Linked DNA regions of Homo sapiens: region 1 is linked to region 2. Evidence: read pairs that join two places in POLR2A ChIA-PET (ENCODE). Cell type or tissue: B cell. All regions are shown on one strand. Links, peaks and the distances in the headings refer to the core of each region. The heading gives the core; the rest is flanking DNA. Region 1 overlaps NR6A1 (nuclear receptor subfamily 6 group A member 1). Region 2 holds the start of NR5A1 (nuclear receptor subfamily 5 group A member 1).

Region 1 (10,088 bases), core at 4,505-7,004, 94 kb after region 2:
GAAAATCTGGGCTGGAGTAAAAGAATAACAAACTTGGTAGTGTTTTAAATATCACAATTTCATTGGCGGAACTGCTCACTTTCCCAAGCTCAGGTGTTTTTGCTTAACACCCATATAACATGTATTAAGATGTGGCACGATATCACAACTTTAGTGCATTTAAAAATCAAATCTACAATTTTTGTAGAGTTCTTGACTATAAGTCTGGTTTAAATTATCTCAAAATAACACACTAGGAACATCTGTTTAGCTCAGTTGAAGTTTCGAGAGCCAATACCAGCTGTTCGGGGAGGGATTTCGCACATGTGTTACTCAAATCCTAACCAAATCTTAGTTTTTTCATTCCCTTAATGATGCCTCCAAAACCAACAGGGTAAAGCAAACATTAGAATAAAAAAGAAGAGAAAAAGGGAGGGAGGAAGAGAGCAGAGAGGGGGAGAGAGAGAAGAAAAAAGATTACTTACTCAATGCTTTGATGCATGTGACCAAGACCCAAATGATCACCCTCTCCAATTCAATACAGTATTAGCATGAGGACAAAAGGCATTTAAAAATCAATTTGGAGTTATTTTTAGTGGGGGTTGCCTAATCTTTGCAAGTTGAGGAATGAGAATATTCCCCAACGTTGAAAGGGCACTCAAGTATTTTTCTCCTTTAAGCGGCAATCTAATTTTCACAGAGAATTCATTCGGTGTCATTGTTTTGGTTTTAGGTGTCTGTCCTGCCAGGCAGGGGCTGTGCACAAGGGCTGCATCTATCTTGAAGTGTGCACAATGGCCTCTCTTACGGCTCTCTCTCTCTCTCTGTTATTGATCCTTACAGATGCTCCAAAGCCCTTCCCCCACCTTTCTCCAAATCCCAACCCCCATTCTGAAAGATAGCTTAAGAAATAAGACTTCCTGCCTAGCGACTGGCAGGGCTGAAAGACCAGATTGTATGACTCCACAGATCAGGCCTGCCACAGTGAAAGCTTGAATAGAGTTAACCCTCTGTGAACTAAAACAAAACATTTGTATGCCCAGCTGTGACAAAGGTTAATTTAAATGGACAAGGGCCCAATATCTAAAACCAGGCAATGCTTTTTTTACAGTAGCATTTTCACTGACCTCTTTTGTAAGCAGTTGATTTTGCCTCTTAAGATTCCAAAACCTCCTACAACTGGGATCATTCATTTTGCTTTATTAGAATTTTCAATGAAAGATCTAGGTGAACAATTTTAAATTCATTTCCTTATTTTATGAAAGTTCTTGTTTTGGTACCGTAAGTTATTTTCTGCAGTTGAATGACTAAGAAGAACTGAAGTTTCAAAACTTAAATATGAACCAGGGGAGAACTTTCTGTGCAAACCTTTTTTCTCTTTCAGAGCTAGCAGACTACATATCACTAAGAGACTCAAGCTCGTCGAAAAAAAATCTAAATTCTCCAGAGTCATCCCTTCTAAACTCATGTAATTACTGCTCTGGGACTCTGCCAGCTCCTAAACTCCTGTCCAACAGATCCAAAGCAAATCTTACTTCTTAAACTACTCCTTTCTGGAAAAGCTAGTATATCCAGGATAGTTTAACAAAGAATTTCTATGCATACTGGGGGAGGAGGCTGTTCAAGATAAATAACAGGCCTTATATATAACTGGTATTTTCTACAAACTTTCTCTTGTTTCTGCTAACTTGCACTAAAAACCAATAATTCTGGCATGTAAGGTGCTGGGGTACAACATATAAGGGAGGAATGAAGCCAAGGTTACTAAAAAGAAGAATGCTATTATCAGAGGGGGTCCCACTTCCCTGGTTTGTGCATCCCCAGAGTGAGAATGAAACTGCAAAGCTGCCTTTGGCAGATGTTAGCCACGCTGCAAGAGGCTGGGAAGCTTTCCCAGGACCAGCTATTTCGTAGGGTTAATGCCAGTCCTAGAAATTTATCAACTGCTTCAAAGAGTCGGGAACTCTTCTCAGTAGTGCTTGCCTTTAAGAAAACCAAACTCTTGCAAACTCTTAGCTTGTACTTCATAAACATGGCAAAACTTTAATACTAACATTCATCCATTTTATCTGTTCCTTCAGCTGTATGTGTCTTTCCTGGCCTAAATAATAAAGTTGTGGAAAAGTGGGGTTTCTCACATAACTAGGAGACTATCCCAAATAAACAAGTTATAACACTAGTGACTATTCATTACATACACACACATGCAGAAAATGTACCCATTTAAAAAGCAACCCACTTAAAAAGAAATTAGCAATGGCTTAGTCTTATATCCCAAACTGTAAAGTATAGAAGCTCCCTACCAGAGGATGAGGTTGCCTTATCAATGGCCTCATGACCCCAATTCTATCTATAATTAACAGTAGTAAATAAGACTTTGGCAGATAGCGAACTGGATTAAGGAATTTAAAATACAAACAACATCTGTCAAGAAATAAACAACAATTTTTAATGTAAATTTTATCTATGTACTGACACGTATATTTAATTTTTTTAAAATCACTATAAAATTTAAATTAATCCCCTTTCTTCTGCTCTTCATCAACCACAACAATGAATTCACTGCAGTTCTCTCTCACTTTTCTCCATTCCAAAACATTTACAGCCACTTGCTACATACATGAAAACTTTCTAGCTGAACTCTGCGAAGACACAAAAAAAACAGTTGCCTGTGGACTGCCTCCCTTCTCCCTCAAGGCTATTTGCTCTAAACCTTCAAAGAAAATTTCTAACCCTTAGATTTGGGCCCCAGACTGTTCCTTACCTTCCCATGTCTCCATTTCATGCTTCTTGTAGTCTGCTGAAAAGTTCTATTGCAGCCATGAAGAAACAGAGATTACAGGACAAGTCCAGCTTGATGACTACCCTTCCGACACTTGGTCAATTCCTCTAAGCCGGGACTACGACAGTCATCCTCACAGGTCAGTTTACAAGCTGGTCATGTGATTGCAAAGTTCAGGCTCTAAGGTCACAACGTGTACGGAGTTCGTTTATTACCAAAGGTTATCTAAGTGGAACTGATAGACTTATTTTCTTTAGTTAACAATACTGCCTAGCACGTCTTTCTGAAAACTATTATGGGAACCATTTCATGGGAAATTCTCCTCCAGTCTTCTTTAAGCTAAGATCCTAAAATTAAAAGGCAGCATTTTAAAAGAATTTATTTAAAAGGGTTCTGGTATGTGGGGCTTTTCTTCTTTTTTTTCAAGAACTATTCTATGCTATAGTCTTCCAGACTGGGTTAGAAAATTTAAAGCCAAAACCTTTCGGTCTAAGGAAAAGACAAAACGGAAACTCAATGTTAGGTATGTAGGGTTTTTCTGGGGGGTATGGGGGGCGTGCAGAAGTGGGATTCCCTGTTTTCTGTCATTACAATAAACAATGACAAGGCAAATTCCTCTAAGAAAATTAATACACAGAGCTAAGAGTTGTTTGCAGGGCTTACTTTAACTCTAGCCCTTCATTTCCATGCTCTGGTTATCTATACTAGTTTGAAAGAATGCAAGAATGCTCTGGTTATACATATTAGTTTGGAGAAAGGAAACTAGGTCTGCAAAATCCTTTTACAAAGCAAAAGTTACTAATTTCACCACCCCCAATCCTTACCCTCAGCCAAAAGTTTACACCTTCAAACTAAGCTTCTTGCTTCATTCCCCTAAAACTCATAAGATCTTAAACAATCATCATGCTATAGCTTCCCTGATTCATGAACCACACCAGCAGCACGCAGCAGAGTGTATAACACCGAGTGTGCACATACACACTCATACCTTACCACAGTACCCCAAAGGCTGGCAAATTGGAGCCACGTGCTAATGGCACATGATGTCAAACATTCAGCTAAACATTCAAATATCAGGACACAATAAAAGGGCAAGCTCCACTAAGAAGGTGGAATGTCCCCAAGAGAAACTGATTTCTGAGGATAAATGCTTTTTAACTGTGTAAAATGTTTCATTCTATGAAATCTCCCCTGCCAATTTAGCTTTAGGAATAACTTAAAGGCTATGCACACTTTACAGCTGTATTCCAGAAAAAGGAGACCCTTCTTGGAGTAGGACTGGAATCTGTCACTTAGCAGCCATATAACTGAATGGCAAATATTGCTACTACCATTACTAGAGGGCTTTTCTAACCAACAGAGAGCATTAGGGTCATCTTACAAAGTAGAGCCTAAAGAGAAAGTGACCAATGATTTAGACGAGGAAAAAGGCTGTAATTTGTCTAAAAATAAATATTCTGCCACTGCCATGACACACTTTACCCCATCATAAATACACTGACCAGCTTTCCCACCCCCCACCCCAACCCCATAGATTAATATTTTCTTCTCAGTCCCTGTGGATTTAACGTAGTTCTTAAATGATTTTAGTAAAGTGACTACAAATAGAATGAGGGTGGAAAAAATGGAAGGGGAAGGTCCACTAGCAAAAAGCTACTCAACTGGAAACAAAGGGCAGCTCTCTGTCTCCCTTAAGGATATGGATTTATTAGAACTAAATATCTGCACACAACAGAGGTGTAGTAAGCCTCTGTGCTTTACTGCACCAACTTTTGGAGGAAAAGATGAATAAGGAGCTATTAGTCTAACTTCTGCTACCAAGACTGAAGCAGACGCCTTGATTTTCAAGGTGAGTCCAACTAACAATCCTTGATGCACCCATAAGCCTGAGAACAAATCTTTAACATAGCTTAAGGAGACAATTAAGTTTCATCTTTGGATATAGAGCCACATTTCTTCAGCATTCTCAGTCCCACAAGTTTTTTGAGAGCACTTTATAGACTCTACTGGAAGAGGCGAGAGAAGATGAACAGACACCACACTGCCCATGTGAATGCAAAAGATGAACTCTAAATCTTATTTATTTTTTTATTTGAGACAGGGCCTCGCTCTGTCACACAAGCTGGAGTGCAGTGGTGCAATCATGGCTCACTGCAGCCTCCACCAGGGCTCAAGCAATCCTCCCGCATGAGCCTCCCACGTAGCTGGGACTACAGGGGACTACAGGCACGCACCACCACGCCTGGCTAATTTGTAAAAATTTTGGGTAGAGATGGGAGTCTATGTTGCCCAGGCTGGTCTTGAACTCCTCGGCTCAAGTGATCCACCTGCCTTAACCTCTCAAAGTGCTGGGATTACAGGCATGAGCAACCACACCCGGCCTAAACACTAATTTTTAACTACGCCTCCAAGTAAGATTGTTTAGCTGGGGATGGGTGTGCACACCAGTAGTCCCAGCTGTTCAGGAGGCTGAGGCAGGAGGATGGCTTGAAGCCAGGAGTTTGAGGCTGCAGTGCGCTATGATTGTGGCCTCTGAATAGTCACTGCACTCCAGCTTGGGCAACAGAGTGACCTCGTCCCTACTTAAAAAAAAAAAAAAGAAGAAGAAGAAAAATCATTTAAGATTAACAGTACTGGAATTTATAAGTGGGAAGGAGAGAGAAAACAGGAAATCAACATTTTCTACTTGCTAATACTAGCTTTGAAATGTGGGAAAAAAGTAGATAAACAAAATTCTAAATCCAAACATACGTAGCATTTGCATACTGCAAATCTAATGGGGTCCAAATTATTATTTTTAAATTTTGTTCTTTATATAACGGCCTTTTGTAAAAATGAAATCAAATAAAAACAAACCAAAAAAGAGGGGCAGAGTAAAATTAAAAAAAAAAAAAAAAAAAAAACAAGGAAGGGAAAGAGAGGAAAAAAATAAGACGATTTATTGTTTCTCCTCAGCATCCTCCTTGGTCTTCTCCCTTCTCCTTCACCGAAAGAGCTTCTAGCTTTTCCGCCACTTTTTCGGCATGATCGCTTTTTTGCCGGATCTTTTCTTTTCTCTCTCTCCAATCTCTTTACTGCATTCTTCAAACTTTGTTTTGAATTTCTGTGCATTCTCAGCATTCAGGAAGCGGATGGCCAGCAGCTCTGGCTTGGGGCACTCGTCGTTCCAGACTCAGGCATGGTCATTACCCACGTTGGGTTTCAGCTCCACCATTGGCGTGTAGTGGTTGGCACAAATCTTCAGGGTCTTGTCCCTCCTCATGAGGAGGCGGGTGGTCCCCTTCTCCTTGTGCTTCAGGAGCTTGACGTCACCAGTGCCTCGCTCGTTCCATTCTAGGAGACGGTTCTCTGCGGCAAATCACAGTTTCGCCCCCATTTTAAAAAGTTCCTCTTTGGCCGGGGGCGGTGGCTCACTCCTGTAATCCCAGCACTCTGGGAGACTGAGGCGGGTGGATAACCTGAGGTCAGGAGTTTGAGACCAGTCTCGTCAACATGGTGAAACCCCATCTCTACTAAAAATACAAAAAATAGCTGGGCGTGGCGGCGGGCGCCCGAGGCAGGAGAACCGCTTGAACCCGGGAGGCGGAGGTTGCAGTGAGCCGAGATGGCGCCATTGCACTCCAGCCTGGGCGACAAAAGCGATACATGGTCTCAAAAAAAAAAAAAAAAAGTTCCTCTTCATCTTCCTCCAGCGTTTTAAAATTTCTTGCTCAGGAAGAGAAACTACTGGCTTAAACTGAGGGTCATGGTTGGACTCGTCTTCATTCTCAATGGAAGTATCGTGGTCTTCCTGAGTGTCCGTGGCAGCCGCCATGAGGGCGCGGCGGCGGCGGCCGCTCGGCTGAGTCGGTCGTCGCCGGCTCCGCGGCCTCTCGGCGACTACTCGTAGCTCCTTCCCTCTGCGTCTGGCCATGAAGTCCAAATTATGAATGGCAGAACCTTAGTTAACCACCAAGAGATTGTTTCCACTTTCATTTTAAAGATGGACAAACTGAATGAAGCTCAAAGAAAGGAAGAGGCAGGAGTCATCAGACCAATAGAGAAGAAAATAAAATATCCTAGTCCTCCATTTCTTCCACTAAACCACGTATCTTGAGGACAGGAAAAGGCAAAGCCTCTTTTGAGATGTTCTTAACACCATTTCCCATATGTTTATTCAAATAGACGCTCTCAAAGATGACTGCAGATTTTGAGGCTGAAGGGGTAAGTTTAGTTCTTCAGTGTAAAACAAAAGACAGCAAATCTAGTGGCCACATGATCACTAGAATCATTTCTGCCTTATTTGTTTTTAAGAACCTTTCAATGAATGTCTGATGCAAAGTGAAAGCCCGGTGACCATTCTCAAGGAGAGGGACTTGTATCCATTTTAGAAAATCAGGAGCATGCAGAAAATGTTTCAAATTCCTTTTTAAACTTACAGAGGTTAAAACAAAAAACAAGAGCCCAAGATCTCTGGTTCTCATCTGTCAGATCCTTGATACAGACATTCCCTATGGCAAGGGAAAGAGTTTAATTCAACTAAATAGGAATAATGAAATCACAGTCAAATGAAGTCCATATTATCTGGGACTAAGAAGCAAAGTTCCTGAGAGTGGAGAAAGAATGAGAGCAACTAAGAACATCCTTGGATACAATTTCCAGTTATGCCTTCAACTCCTGGAGGTGGAAAGAATTCATAGTTCAGGAAAAAACTCAAGGATTGGAAACTAAAATAAAATATTCCAGAAACCAGGTTTTAAAAATCCAATTCTACAAACACTCATGGAGTGTCTCCTATGAGCTAGGCACTATGCTGGCTATGATGACATAAAATAATATTATGTGATCCTTGCCCTAGAAGTACTCATCATCTGCTGACCTCCAACCTTATTTCTCACCACTCCATACTAACTCACAAGCAGTGCACATACACTAAACAGATAAATGACAGTATGATGTTATGAGTACTGTAACTAAAGTGGGTAAGAAAAGTGTTGGAGAAACAAAGATGAAGAAGCAATTCATTAGAACAGACTGAGGTGCCAGAGAGGGCATTACATTTGGGCTGAACCTTGAAGTTCCACAGGCAGACAAGTAGGAAAGGTATTTCAAGACCTGAAGGAAGAAGGAGAAGGAATAAAGACGATCTCAAAAGATTTTGTAATGCCAATGCTATGTAAAAGAGTAATATGACTGGCTGTGGGGGAAAAAAAAAAAAAAGACTACAGAGTGTGCTTTAAGAAAAAAAAAAAAAATGCGGTGGCTCACGCCTGCAATCCCAGCACTTTGGGAGGCCAAGGCGGGTGGATTACCTGAGGTCAGAAGTTCAAAACCAGCCTGGCCAACATGGTGAAACCCCATCTCTACTAAAAATACAAAAATTAGCCAGGCATGGTGGCACACGCCTGTAATTCCAGCTACTTGGGAGGCTGAGGCAGGAGAATTGCTTGAGCCCCGGAGACGGAGGTTGCAGTGAGCAGAGATCACGCCACTGCACTCTAACCTGGCCGACAGAGCGAGACTCTGTCTCAAAACAAATAAACAAACAAAAAAGACTGGCCAGGTGTGGTGGCTCACACCTGTAATCCCAACACTTCGGGAGGCCAAGGTGGGTGGATCACAAGGTCAGGAGATCGAGACCATCCTGGCGAACACAGTGAAACCCCATCTCTACTAAAAATACAAAAGATTAGCCGGGCGTCATGGCGGGCGCCTGTAGTCCCAGCTACTCGGGGGGCTGAGGCAGGAGAATGGCGTGAACCTGGGAGGCGGAGCTTGCAGTGAGCCTAGATGGTGCCACTGCACTCCAGCCTGGGCGACAGAGGGAGACTCTGTGTCAAAAAAAAAAAAAAAAGAAAGAAAAAAGAAAAGAAAAGAAAAAAAAAGACTATATATAGACTATATATATAAAGCATATATAGAGTATGCTTACATAGGCTCAGCAAGGTGGCTCACACCTGTAATCCCAGTACTTTGGGAGGCAGAGGTGTGTGGATCGTTTGAGCTCAGGAGTTCAAGGCCAGCTTTGGAAACATAGGGAGACCCGTCTCTATAAAAAAAAAATTAGCCATTATGGTGGCACACGCCTGAAGCCCAAGCTATCCTAGCTGAGGTGGGAGGGTTGCTTGAGCCTGGGAGGTTGCAGTGAACTGTGATCACGCCACTGCACTCCAGCCTGGGTGACAGAGCAAGACCCTGTCTCAAAAAAAAGAACAGCCTTGTGTTAACAACCAAATGCAATATATGTACTTTTAGATCCTGATTTGAACCAAATAATTGTAAAAAGACATTTTTGGGACAATCCAGGAAATTTAAATATGTGTAAGACATTTAATTAGGTAAGTTTCCTACCTGCGAACTGAGGAACCTGGAAAAGGTGAGCTTTTCCTCCATTTAAAATTTCTCACAATTCCCCAGTCAAGATTTTATCCATGAATTTTTAAAGTATCCCAATCAAGAACAGATTATAACATGAATAAATAAGTCCTTTTTGAATGAAAACAAAGGAATCAGATACAGAGCATATAAATATAAACGCAGTCAACTATTTTGTCTCCTGAGAGGTCTAAACAAGTTGGGACTTATTCATCACATTTGGCACCCGTGACTGTTTACCTTCTTCTCAAGACCCAGATTGGCCCAGAGATTAATGCAAATAAATACTCTAGCCCTGAACACAGCAACAGCTCAAACTGCTGTTAAGCAACATGTGAAGCTGAAGTAAAAAAAGATCAAAGTTGTACAAAGCAAGTCTCAAACTTGGGGGCAGAGTAAAGTGACAGGCTTTCTCCTTTGGTGCTCCTATAAAGGTAGACCACTTGAAGGTTAGTTTTTCCAAGCCAACTCTGGTTTCAGCCCTCACTTCTCTGGTTGTTTCATTTGTTCATACATCCATCTACCTGACCTAGAGACAACGTCAGATGATATAGGAAAAGACTTCTATCTAAAAAGAACTCAGTTCTACGTGAGAATTCTGGGAAAAGGCAAGATAAAATGCCCCCATTAAGTGTGGCATGATCTCATTGAGTCCCATCAGTGGTTCCCAGGAACCTATGGTATAAAGGCCCACACTCCTAAGGCCCTCCCTCTATAACCCAGCTCTTCCTGACTTCTCCAGCTTCATTTCCCACCACTCCTCTTAAGTACCCATTACTCCAGCCATGCTGACCCACTTACTTATAGTGCAAATATTATACTAAGCTATTCCATTTGCCTGGAATAACTCTTTTCACTATTTCCTTATAGTTTCCACTCCCACTTACTAATCTTACTGGACTCAATTTAAAAATCACCTCCTCTGTAAAATATTTTAAGACTCCATTCTCCCAGACTTAAACTCAAAGTCAAA
Region 2 (9,956 bases), core at 102-2,601:
GACAACGACCGACGCCACCGGGCGCAGACACGAGGCCAGTCCGAGAGTGCCAGAGACACAGACACTGAGACGCCCAGCTAGAGAGAACCCGGCGGGGACGAGACACAGGGAGGGATGGAGAGAGACAGGGAGACAGAGAGAGAGAGAGAGAGAGAGAGAGACGAGAGAGAGAGAGAGAGAGAGAAACGAGGGGTGGGGGATTGGATCAGAGACTCGGAGAGACAGCGGAGGCCCGAAGAGAAAACCCAAGAGAGACTGACGCAGAGCCAGAGACACAACGATAGACGACAGACAGAGACGCCGAGACGAGAGGAGCCCCGGAGAGACGAGGCCGGGGAGCTACAGAAACACGGAGAGAAAACCTGGAGGCGGAAGCGCCCAGCCCGAGGGTCGGGGACAGGGGACGCGCGGAAACCTGCCGGGCAGGAGCCCAAGCGCCAAGGCGAGGCCCCGCAGGGTCGGACCCAGACGGGGGCCCGGGCCGCAGGAGGCGGAAAACGACGGCGCCGGGACCGAGAGCCCGAAAACGCAGAGCCGCCGGGACCCCCTCCCCGGGGGAGACAAAGCCGCAGCAGCGACGGCAACGGGAGGCGCAGCCCGAGCCGCCGCTGCCACCGGGACGTCGGGCGGGGAGACCTCGGGCGGGGGTCGGCGGGCTCCGGGAAGCCGAGCCCGAGGCGAGGGAGCGACCTCGGGCGGAGAGGCGAAGTCCGGAGGAGGGAAGCGCGAAGAGCCAGGGCCCGGGACGCGAGAGGGGGCGCGACGGCGGCTGCGGTCGGCCCGGCGCCCACCTGGTCGCTCCTGCGAGCAGCGCCCCGCGTCCCGCCCGCGCGGAGCCCGCACCTCTCGGCCGCGCCGCCGCCGCCGGCGAGGAGCCGCACCCGGGCGCAGCGCCGCCCGCCCGCGATGACGGCCGCTCGGGCCGGGGACGGGGAGGCGGGGGCGCGGGGCTGGCGGCGCGGGGGCCTCGGCTCCCCCCTCCCGCCTCCCCGCCCCCCATCCTGCCTCCCTGTTCCCCCCCGCACCGCCGCCGGGGCCGCTCCGAGGCGCACCTGGGACCCGGGCCCCTCAGCCGCCACCCCGCCCTGCGCCAACCCGCCGCGCCGGGGCCGGGGGCCGGCCCCTCTATATCGGCGCGTGCGGTATCCGGGGGCGGAGGCCCGGTCGTGTCCTCCCCCCAAGCCCGGCCCGCGCCGGCACCCTCTCCGCAGTCCAGCTCGAGTCTTCGCCCTCATCCTCCAGGCCCCCCAGCCGCAGCCCGGCTCCCCGGACCCCGAGCGCGGCCAGAGAGCTGCGGAGCCCGAGTGCCCCGCGATCTGGGCAGGTATAGGGCAGTGGGGGCCTTGGGTCACCCGCCTGCAGTGGGAGGAGGCAGCTCCTGTCTGTGAACCCAGCTGGGTCGTGGCGAATGCCACGCGGGTGGCTGGTCGCACTACAGCGTGGAAGTGGGTAAGGGCGAGTGGCGACCGTGGCCGAGGCTCGGATTCACGGGTGGAAGCCAGATTCTCCCATGGGGCCCACCACATCTCCTCACTCGAGCCTGTAGCAGCTCTCTCCCCGTCTCGGGTCTTCAGTTGCCGCATCTGTGAAGTGGGTAGATGACCGCTCTTCCTCGCTAAGGGTGGGTCGTGAGGATGAACCCAAGCAGTAGGGGCAAAGCACGCGTGTGGCCTGGCGGAAGCGCTCAGTGGCGCCCCTCTGGGGAGATCTGGGGCGAACCCCTTCTGCTCGCTAGCCTCAGGTCGCTGGGCTGGAAATGGGACTCGTGGAAATCCCATTTTACAAATGTCCGAGGCCTGGGGGGACCCGAAGCCTCTACGGGCGCAGGAGCTGGGAGAGGAGCCCGGAGGCAGGGCCCCGCTGCTCCCCTCGGAGCTCTCACGGGGGGGTGGGGCGAGGAAGAAAGCGCTGGGCGGTCTTGGGGACAAAGGGGTTCCCGGGCCTATGGGCCAAGCAGTTGCTCTGGGCTAGGGACCATCCGCGGGGCCACTGTTTTTCAGCTGGAGAAACGGACCCGAAAGGAAGGGGCCTGCTTGCATCCTGCCTCCGCCCCCGCTGGCACCTGGGGTCAGAGAGAGTTTGGGGACCATGAGGCCAAAAAGCTGCGATCTTCAAGCAGGAAAATACCGCAATTTTGCATTGACAGCGGCGCAACCCACCAAAAGGCTCCATCTGGGCTCCCGCCCGCCTGGAGGCCTCGGGCTTCGGTTGGAGCTGGGCCTGGGGCCTGCAAGTTGTGGCCAGAGAACCCCCCGCGCAGACCGCACTCAGCTGGCTCACCCACAGAAGGAGCAGAACCCGCAGACTAGCTGTGCAAGCTCGGGCAAGTCACTTCTCCTCTCTGAAACGAGAGCCTCAGTTTTCTCCGAGCATAAAGTGGAACATGTTGGCTTTACAGATGGGGTACTGCGGTTTCCATGCAAGAATCTTGGATGAGGAGGGAAGAAAGAGCCAGAGACCCTGTTAATCGTACCCCCCGCACCCCCAAACCCCTGAGAAACAAGAGCATCTGCCCGAGCTGGAGGTGGGGGTCACTGCCGCCTCTGAACAGCTCCCCACCACAATGGAGCCCTCAGACAGTGACTGCAGGAGGGAAGGGGGTTGGTGGATGATGGGCTGGGGTGCCCCAGTTGGCTGTTCTAAGGTAGAGCTCACCCGAGGTCTCCTGGAAACCTGGAGCTGGACACACAGGCCCCAGCCGCCGGGGTTGGGTGGGGGCTGGGCTCAGGCCCTTCTCCCTCTATCTCCAATCCCCTCTCCCCAAGGGTTTCTACTCTCACCGGCTGGAAGCCCATGGCTCCTCTGCACTCCAGGCTCCGAGGCACCCACCCCCACAGGTTCCAGGTTCCAGCCCACCGCCTGGGGAGTTCCAGCCCCTCATCCACCCACCCAGGGAGGGAAGCCTAGACCTGGCCCGGCCGCAGAACCCAGGCTGACAGATGGATGCCGGAGACAGACACACGGATACACAGCAAGACTCAGAGAGAGCCACAGAGACAACACAGAAACTCAGGTGGGGGACAGAGCCCCAAGACAGGCCCAGAGCCCTCCAGACACACTCACAGACCTCTAGGCTCAGACCCACACAGCCTGGTGGATGCCTGGCCAGAGACAGCGGGACACCAGCGGACCTCCATGGGGCTTGTGGTCACAGGCCTGGCTCCTCCCATCGGCAGCCCAGGGAAGAAGAGGGGGTAGCATGGTGGGAGGGTGAGTCTGGGAGACCCCTGGCACCTTCCCTGCCCAGAGCAGGGGGCACCGGTCACTAAGTGGAGCAGGCAGTGGCCGGCCCAGGCTGCAGGGAGGCACTGCAGAAGGAGGCTGGCCATTAGAGGCCTGGGCCAAGGCCCTCACTTACGAAGCGGAAGCAGCGCTCTCACACCGGATGAGGGTGGCAGTGGGCACCAGGGGTCCAGGGGGAGGCTCCGGCAGCCCAGGTGGGACGGTGGCGACTGTGGGTGCGCAGAAACCCCCTCACACCACGGCGGGCGGCAGCCGGACAGCAGGCTGGCCCTGTCCGTCCGTCCTCCTCCTCCTCCCCGCCCTGGTGGGGGGGCCACCGGAGGCCCAATTGGTCTCTGCCCCCACGTGACTCTGCAGGCCTCTCGCCTTCTTTGTTGGTGTTTCTCTTCATTTACGTCTATTTTTTCTTCTTCTCCTAAAAGAAAAAAAATACCCCTATCTATCTGGGGGCTGAGGGTGGGGGCGGAGGCCAAGGCACTGCAGAGGCCTTGGCCAGCTGGCTGTTCCAGGCCCGCTGTGGGAGCCCAGAGGCAGGGACCCCACAGAGGCGGGTAGGCAGCCCCGCTTGTTAGAAACCGGGTGGGAGTGGGGCTTGATTTATGGGCTGCTCCCCCACCCGGCCTGCCGCCTGCTCCTCTCTCCTTGTGAATGGCTACCTCCCTGGGGCCTGGCCTGGCATGGTCTGGCCCAGCCCGGACATTGGAGTAGAGTCAGGACAGGCCAGTGCGGAGGCAAGGCCATGGCGACTTGACTAGGCGGCCTGCTGCTTCCACCTCTTTTTCCTCTTCCATCAGGTGGAAGAAGAGGGGGGCCGGAAGGGGAGCAGGTGAGCGGCCTGGACACCTGGTGCGTGCATGCCACGGTGGCCTCTGAATGTCCTCATCTGCTGTGGGCTGCTGATGTTCCCAGTCGATGGCTGGAAAAACTGAGGCTGGGCTGAGACTGCCTCTGAGGCCAAGTGGTGGCTATAGTGGCCCCAGGTTGAACCAAGTATGAAGCTAGTCCAGGATAGGACAGGGTAGCAGGAAGGGGCCCTTATCTAGAAGGCTAGGCCTCCCTAGACAACCTGGGACGTCCCCATCCAATCTCTGGGCCCAGATGGGCTCTGAAATATCCTGTTCCTGTAGGGCCCGGGTTGCAGGGTGTTGTGCCGCTCCCACGGTGACTGGATCTTTTGTGTGTTCCTCTGTTTGTCTCACATTTACTGAGCGCACACTTAGGGGTCAGGCACTGTTCCAGGCACCAGGGATCCCATAGGAAAGAGAAGAAAAGTCTCTGTCCTCAGAGGATTTACCTCCGTGCCTTTCATCTTGGGAGAGCAGGGAGGGGCACAGGGTGACTATGGGGCAGTCACTGTTGAGAACCACCCCTCCTCCCACATATCCCTTCATTGGAGGAAATAAATAAATCACACCCAACACCTCACTTATCTGGAACAAGAGGGACTTTTCTGGATAAGTGAAGTGAAGCCAACTCTCCCTATATATATTTTTTCATGGAAGGCCACTGAAAAAGTAGAAACGCCAACTATATTTAAAACCTATGTGTTTTCCAGCCAGTCACTGTGGCTCATGCCTGTAATCCCAGCACTTTGGGAGGCCAAGGTGGGCGGATCACCTGAGGTCAAGAAGTTCAAGACAAGCCTGGCCAACATGGCAAAACGCCATCTCTACTAAAAAATAGAAAAATTCACCTGGTGTGGTGGCTTGTGCCTGTAGTCCCAGCTACTTGGGAAGCTGAGGCAGGAGGATCGCTTGAACCTGGGAGGCAGAGGTTGCAGTGAGCCAAGATTGTGCTACTGCAGTCCAGCCTGGGCGACAGAGTGAGACTCCGTCTCAAATAAAATAAAATAAAATAAAATAAAATAAAATAAAATAAAATAAAACCTAGTGTGTGTTTTCCTCATTATGCCACTTAAAATTGTGTGTGAACATACAACAATAATACTGATAGACTGTAGTCCCGGCTACTCGGGAGGCTGAGGCAGGAGGATGGTTTGAACCCAGGAGTTGGAGCTGCAGTGAGCTATGATTGTGCCACTGCACTCTAGCCCGGGCAATAGGGTTTTAATAATTAATAATCATTAATTCAATAATAATAATTTTTATAATATAATTTCACCAACAGTCATAGCTAACTGATCGAATATATTCCACCTACAACGTAACAGACAACTTATTCCTCAATGTGCATGACCTTGTAATTATGTCTTTTTCACCTAGAGAAGTTCTTACAAGATATACTTCTCTTGCATATGGCTGAACCTAACTAGTCTCCCTATTTTAATATTCTTTTTTTAGTGTCCCTATTTTGTTTTATGTCTTTTGAGACAGGGTCTTGCTCTGTTACTCAGACTGGAGTGCAGTGGTACCATCATAGCTCACTGTAGCCTCGACCTCCTGGGCTCAAGCAATCCTCCTCCCTCAGTCTCCTGAATAGCTGAGACTACAGGCACATGCCACCACACCTGGCTAAGTTTTGTATTTTCTTTTGTAGAGATGGGGTTTCGCCATGCTGCCCAGGCTAGTCTTGAACTCCTGGGCTCAAGAAATCGGCCGCCTCGGCCTCCCAAAGTGCTGAGATTACAGGCGTAAGCCACAGCACCTGGCCTTAGTGTCCCTATTTTTTTTTTTTTTTTTTTTTTTTGAGATGGAGTCTCACTTTGTTGCCCAGGCTGGAGTGCAGTGGCACAATTTCAGCTCACTGCAACCTCCGCCTCCTGGGTTCAAGCAATTCTCCTGTCTCAGCCTCCCAAGTAGCTGGGATTACAGGCACCCGCCACCGCACCCGGCTAATTTTTGTATTTTTAGTAGAGACAGGGTTTCATCATTTTGGCCGCACTGGTCTCAAACTCCTGACCTCAGGTGATCCACCCACCTCAGCCTCCCCAAGTGCTGGGATTACAGGTGTGAGCCACCGCACCTAGCCTAGTGTCCCTATTTTAATGCAATGATTTTGTTTCTGGACTAATATCACTCACCCTCTGAATTTAATAAGAAATATCCCAGCAAGTCCAGGCGCAGTGGCTCACGCCTGTAATTCCAGCACTTTGGGAGGCCGAGGCGGGCGGATCAGGAGGTCAGGAGATCGAGGCCATCCTGGCTAACACGGTGAGACCCCGTCTCTACTAAAAATACAAAAATCAGCTGGGCCTGGTGGCGGGCGCCTGTAGTCCCAGCTACTCCAGAGGCTGAGGCAGGAGAATGGCGTGAACCCAGGAGGCGGAGCTTGCAGTGAGCCAAGATTGCACCACTGCACTCCAGGCTGGCAACAGAGCAAGACTCTGTCTCAAAAAAAAAAAAAAAAAAAAAAAAAAAAAAAATATATATATATATATATATATATATATATATATATATACACACACACACACACACACACATATCCCAGCAAATACCCACCACTAACATGTCACATACATGTAACAATAACAAAATCATGAATCTTTGCACCTCATTTAATAGGCGACCTTATGAAGTGGGGTCTGCTTTGTCCGCCTTCTTAAACAAGACAAACAGGTCTCTCTCCACACCATGACGCCATAGAAGGAACCAGCCTGGCTTTGTCCTAGTCTCCTGGTGAGTCCTTGAGCCCTGAGAAGGAGAATTGCTGGCAGAGTCTCTGGATTAAATCCCAGTTCTACCACTTTCTAGCTGTGTGACCTGGGACCAGTCACTTCCCCTCTCTGGGCCTTCTCTCTTCTCTATAAAATGGGGATGAAAGGAGACAATACGTGTAATGTATTCAGTGGCTGGCTGGTATGTCATGTGTGCTCAATAAGTGTCAGCAAAACACAAACAAACAACCAGCTGAAGGACTGGATGATCTGTCCTCAGAGGCCCTTTCCCTGTTGAGTATGAGATTGCAACATCATCATGGACACCGTTTGCCCTTCTGTGATGAGCGCCTCACCTCAGCCTGGGGAAGCCTCCAGGAAAGGCCTGATTTATCTCTGGGTCCACAGCAGCCTGCGTGGAGCAAGCGTTGGAACTTGCTGAATGACCACTTTCCTCCGCACTTGTAGGTAGAGCTCTGCTGCCTGCTCCATGGGTCCTGTCTCCTCTGACGGCATCAGTTGTCACTCAAGGCTGGGTGCTCCTCATCCCCTAACCAACCCTGGCCACAGTCACTGGTACCCCCTTCCTCTGTGCTGCCCCCTCCCACCCTCAGCCAAAGTGGGTGCTCTATGGGGACAGGGGCAGCCAGGGGTTACCAGCGTGCTGGGAATGGCAAGGCCCCAACTCAGAAGTGCCCCCCTATGTGCCAGGTCCCCAGCTAACCACTCCACACCTGCAGTCAGTCTCGAACCTCTCCGGCATTCTGGGAGGTAGGTAGTAATTCCCTCTCAACCCCCGATAGCAGCAGTTAAGAGAGGAGGAAAGTCAGGCTTAGAGAGACCAGGCATCTTCCCAAAGTCACCAGGCGAGGGTGTGATGGGACCAGCGTTCAAATCCCAGCAGTGGAGTCCAGAGCCCAGGCCTGCAGGCTGACTCCTCTCCACCCTGCCAGAGCCCCTGGGTGGCCTGTCCTTTCCTTCAAGCTCTAGCCCTGGTGGTCCCAGGCCACTAGACCTACCCAGAGGGGAAAGCAAAGGAGGGCTGTAGTCCTGACTCAGGCGCCCCCAACCTCCCTCCCCAGGCAAACAAAGCCCAGGGTCTCTCTCCTAACTGGGGACTTTCCCAAAGTGCCAGGCCCATTTCCTGGAGGTGGGATAAGGAACAAACAAACCAGAGGCCCAGAAACTGAAACAGAGAGAGGGACAGAATCATCAGGCTGCAGAGTGGAAAGGTGGCCAGAAAAAGAGAGAGAAGCTGCAGAGGCTTGGGCAGAAAATATGAACACAGAGAGAAAGGGGAGACGCAGTCGGAGGGAGGGAGGATGACAGAGAAATTCAGAGTGGTGAGGGTTGGGGAGAGAAGAAATGAGAGCGAGAAGAAATGAGGAAGAGAGAGAGAGTAGGGATGAGAGAGATTCAGACGGAGAGAGAGAGACTGAGGCAGAGAACGAGAAGCGGGAAGGGCCGAGGCCTGGAGAGCTGGAGGTGGAGGGAGGGTGGATGTGGAGACCCCGTGCAGGGCAGCGGAGGGGGCGGGCCTGCTGGCGGCAGCAGAGGCTGTTTCCGCTGCACCCCTTATCAGCCTGCTGCCAGATGTTCAGATCCGATGCCAATGTCAGAGAAGTCCATAGTGCTGGGTCAAGGCCGTGGCCAGCGGGAGCCTCAGCTGCAGTGTGGGGAGGGGGGCTAGGGGCCTGCAATAGACCTGCTCGCTCTTCCCCCTCTGCCTGGTGGCTCTCTGGGCTGGACCACCTCGTGGGGATGGGAAAGGCCAGGTGCCCCTGGGGCCAGTTCTCTAGACTGAGAGCAGGGACTTGTGGAGGCAGATTGGGGCTCCTGGCAACACGTGGACACATACATCTTTGCACATTCGAGAAAGCACATGGACACACACTCAGGCACATGAGTGCACAGTGCCACATGGGGACAGCTCACAGAGTGAAGAGCTGCGCCCCCACAGCTCTCCTCAGCACCCCACAGCCTGCTAGAGCCCCTGCTCTGCGTGTTCAGCTTAGGGCCCCTACCCCCCCGACCTCTCTCCTGACCCAGGACTGCAGCCCGCACTGGAGAAGCAAGATAGGAGCCTCTTTGTGGCTGGTACTATTCCTAGGGCCCACACTGCTCTTCTGTGAACTGGATGCACCCAGAACCTGCTGCCCCAAGGGCTGGGCAGAGGACCTGGGACCCTTAGAACATGAGGCCTGGGGGAGCCCCCGTAGGAGGTGCAGAAGGTGGCATCTGGCAGAGCTGGGCTCCAGCCTTGGGTCTGGCCTCTCCACCAGGCTCCTGGAGCGTGCAGTGCAGCTGGGGCCCCCAGCCTGGGGTAGCTTATCTCTCGGTGCACACGCTTGGCCCTCAAGGGGTGACCCAGCCTTGCTCCCCACATTCCACTTCAGCCACGCAGCCGGTGGGCGCCCCCACAGCCCCGAGACAGGGCCTGTGCTTGGAGGGTGGTCAGAAGCCATCATGCTGCACCACCCCCTGCTCTCGGCTCCAGCCCTGCACAGCCATCTCTGGTGTCTCTTCGCTTGTCTCTGCTTTCATCTCTGTCACGATGAATCTGTCACTGTCGGTATCTTAATCATGTTCTAATTTGTTTCTCTCTGCTATTTTCAGCCGCCTAGTCTGTTTTTCTTTTCTCTCTCTGGGGTCCTTGAATGGGGCCACATCTAAGGATACTGACACTTTTCTTTCTAGCTCACAGTGGCCAGCTGAGTGGGAATGTCTATGAGAACTCGGGCTTGGGTGAGGGACAAAGGGCTTCAGAAAGCAGAGACCTTGGAACTGTAGTGGGTGAGCTGGGGCAGCCCAGGGAGCCCAAATTCAGGCCCCCTCCCACCCACTGCTAGGAGTCAGCCTGGATGATGGACACTGATAGGGCCTGGTGCTGGAGGGCTCCCCCATGTAGTGGAGAAGCCTGGGGGTGGCAGCAATGGGGAGGAAGCTGGGGCTGGAGGTCTCCCAGCCTGAGAGCCTCCTTCCTGTTTGTAGGGAAGTCACTGCCTCACAAACCTGCTAGCGGGAGAAAAGGGAGGCCATGGGGACTTCCGGGAAGCTGGCCAAGGGCCCCAGGCTACCCTCCCTGTGCCCACAAGGGGCCCTCTGGCCCTGGCTTAAAATAGTACAGTTCCTCCTGTAATGGTGCTGGGCCCAGCCC

Evidence for each region. ChIA-PET counts read pairs that join two places held together with the same protein. Peaks named below come from ENCODE experiments on the same cell type or tissue, not always from the same donor. Only the 100,000 strongest peaks of a DNase experiment are listed, where the experiment ranks them.
Region 1: POLR2A ChIA-PET joins it to region 2 with 5 read pairs; 3 of 35 experiments call an interaction of 5 or more read pairs at or near these places.

What each region holds. Positions count from the first base shown.
Region 1 is chr9:124,593,006-124,603,093 of GRCh38, forward strand. The region is part of intron 2 of NR6A1 (nuclear receptor subfamily 6 group A member 1); the gene reads right to left. It also overlaps the pseudogene LOC100419284. Among named protein-coding and RNA genes, the nearest start is that of MIR181A2HG, 60 kb to the right of the region's middle. In B cell, for the core only: no CTCF peak of the experiment used is centred there; no DNase peak of the experiment used is centred there.
Region 2 is chr9:124,503,891-124,513,846 of GRCh38, forward strand. It overlaps NR5A1 (nuclear receptor subfamily 5 group A member 1), which reads right to left and starts at 3,509. Exons shown (of 7, transcript NM_004959.5): 1 at 3,359-3,509. RefSeq lists enhancers at 1-257, 1-4,495, 8,166-8,718, promoters at 3,266-3,589, 3,460-3,604 and a cis regulatory region at 3,586-3,591. In B cell, for the core only: no CTCF peak of the experiment used is centred there; no DNase peak of the experiment used is centred there; H3K4me3 peaks cover 646 bases; H3K27me3 peaks cover 1,857 bases.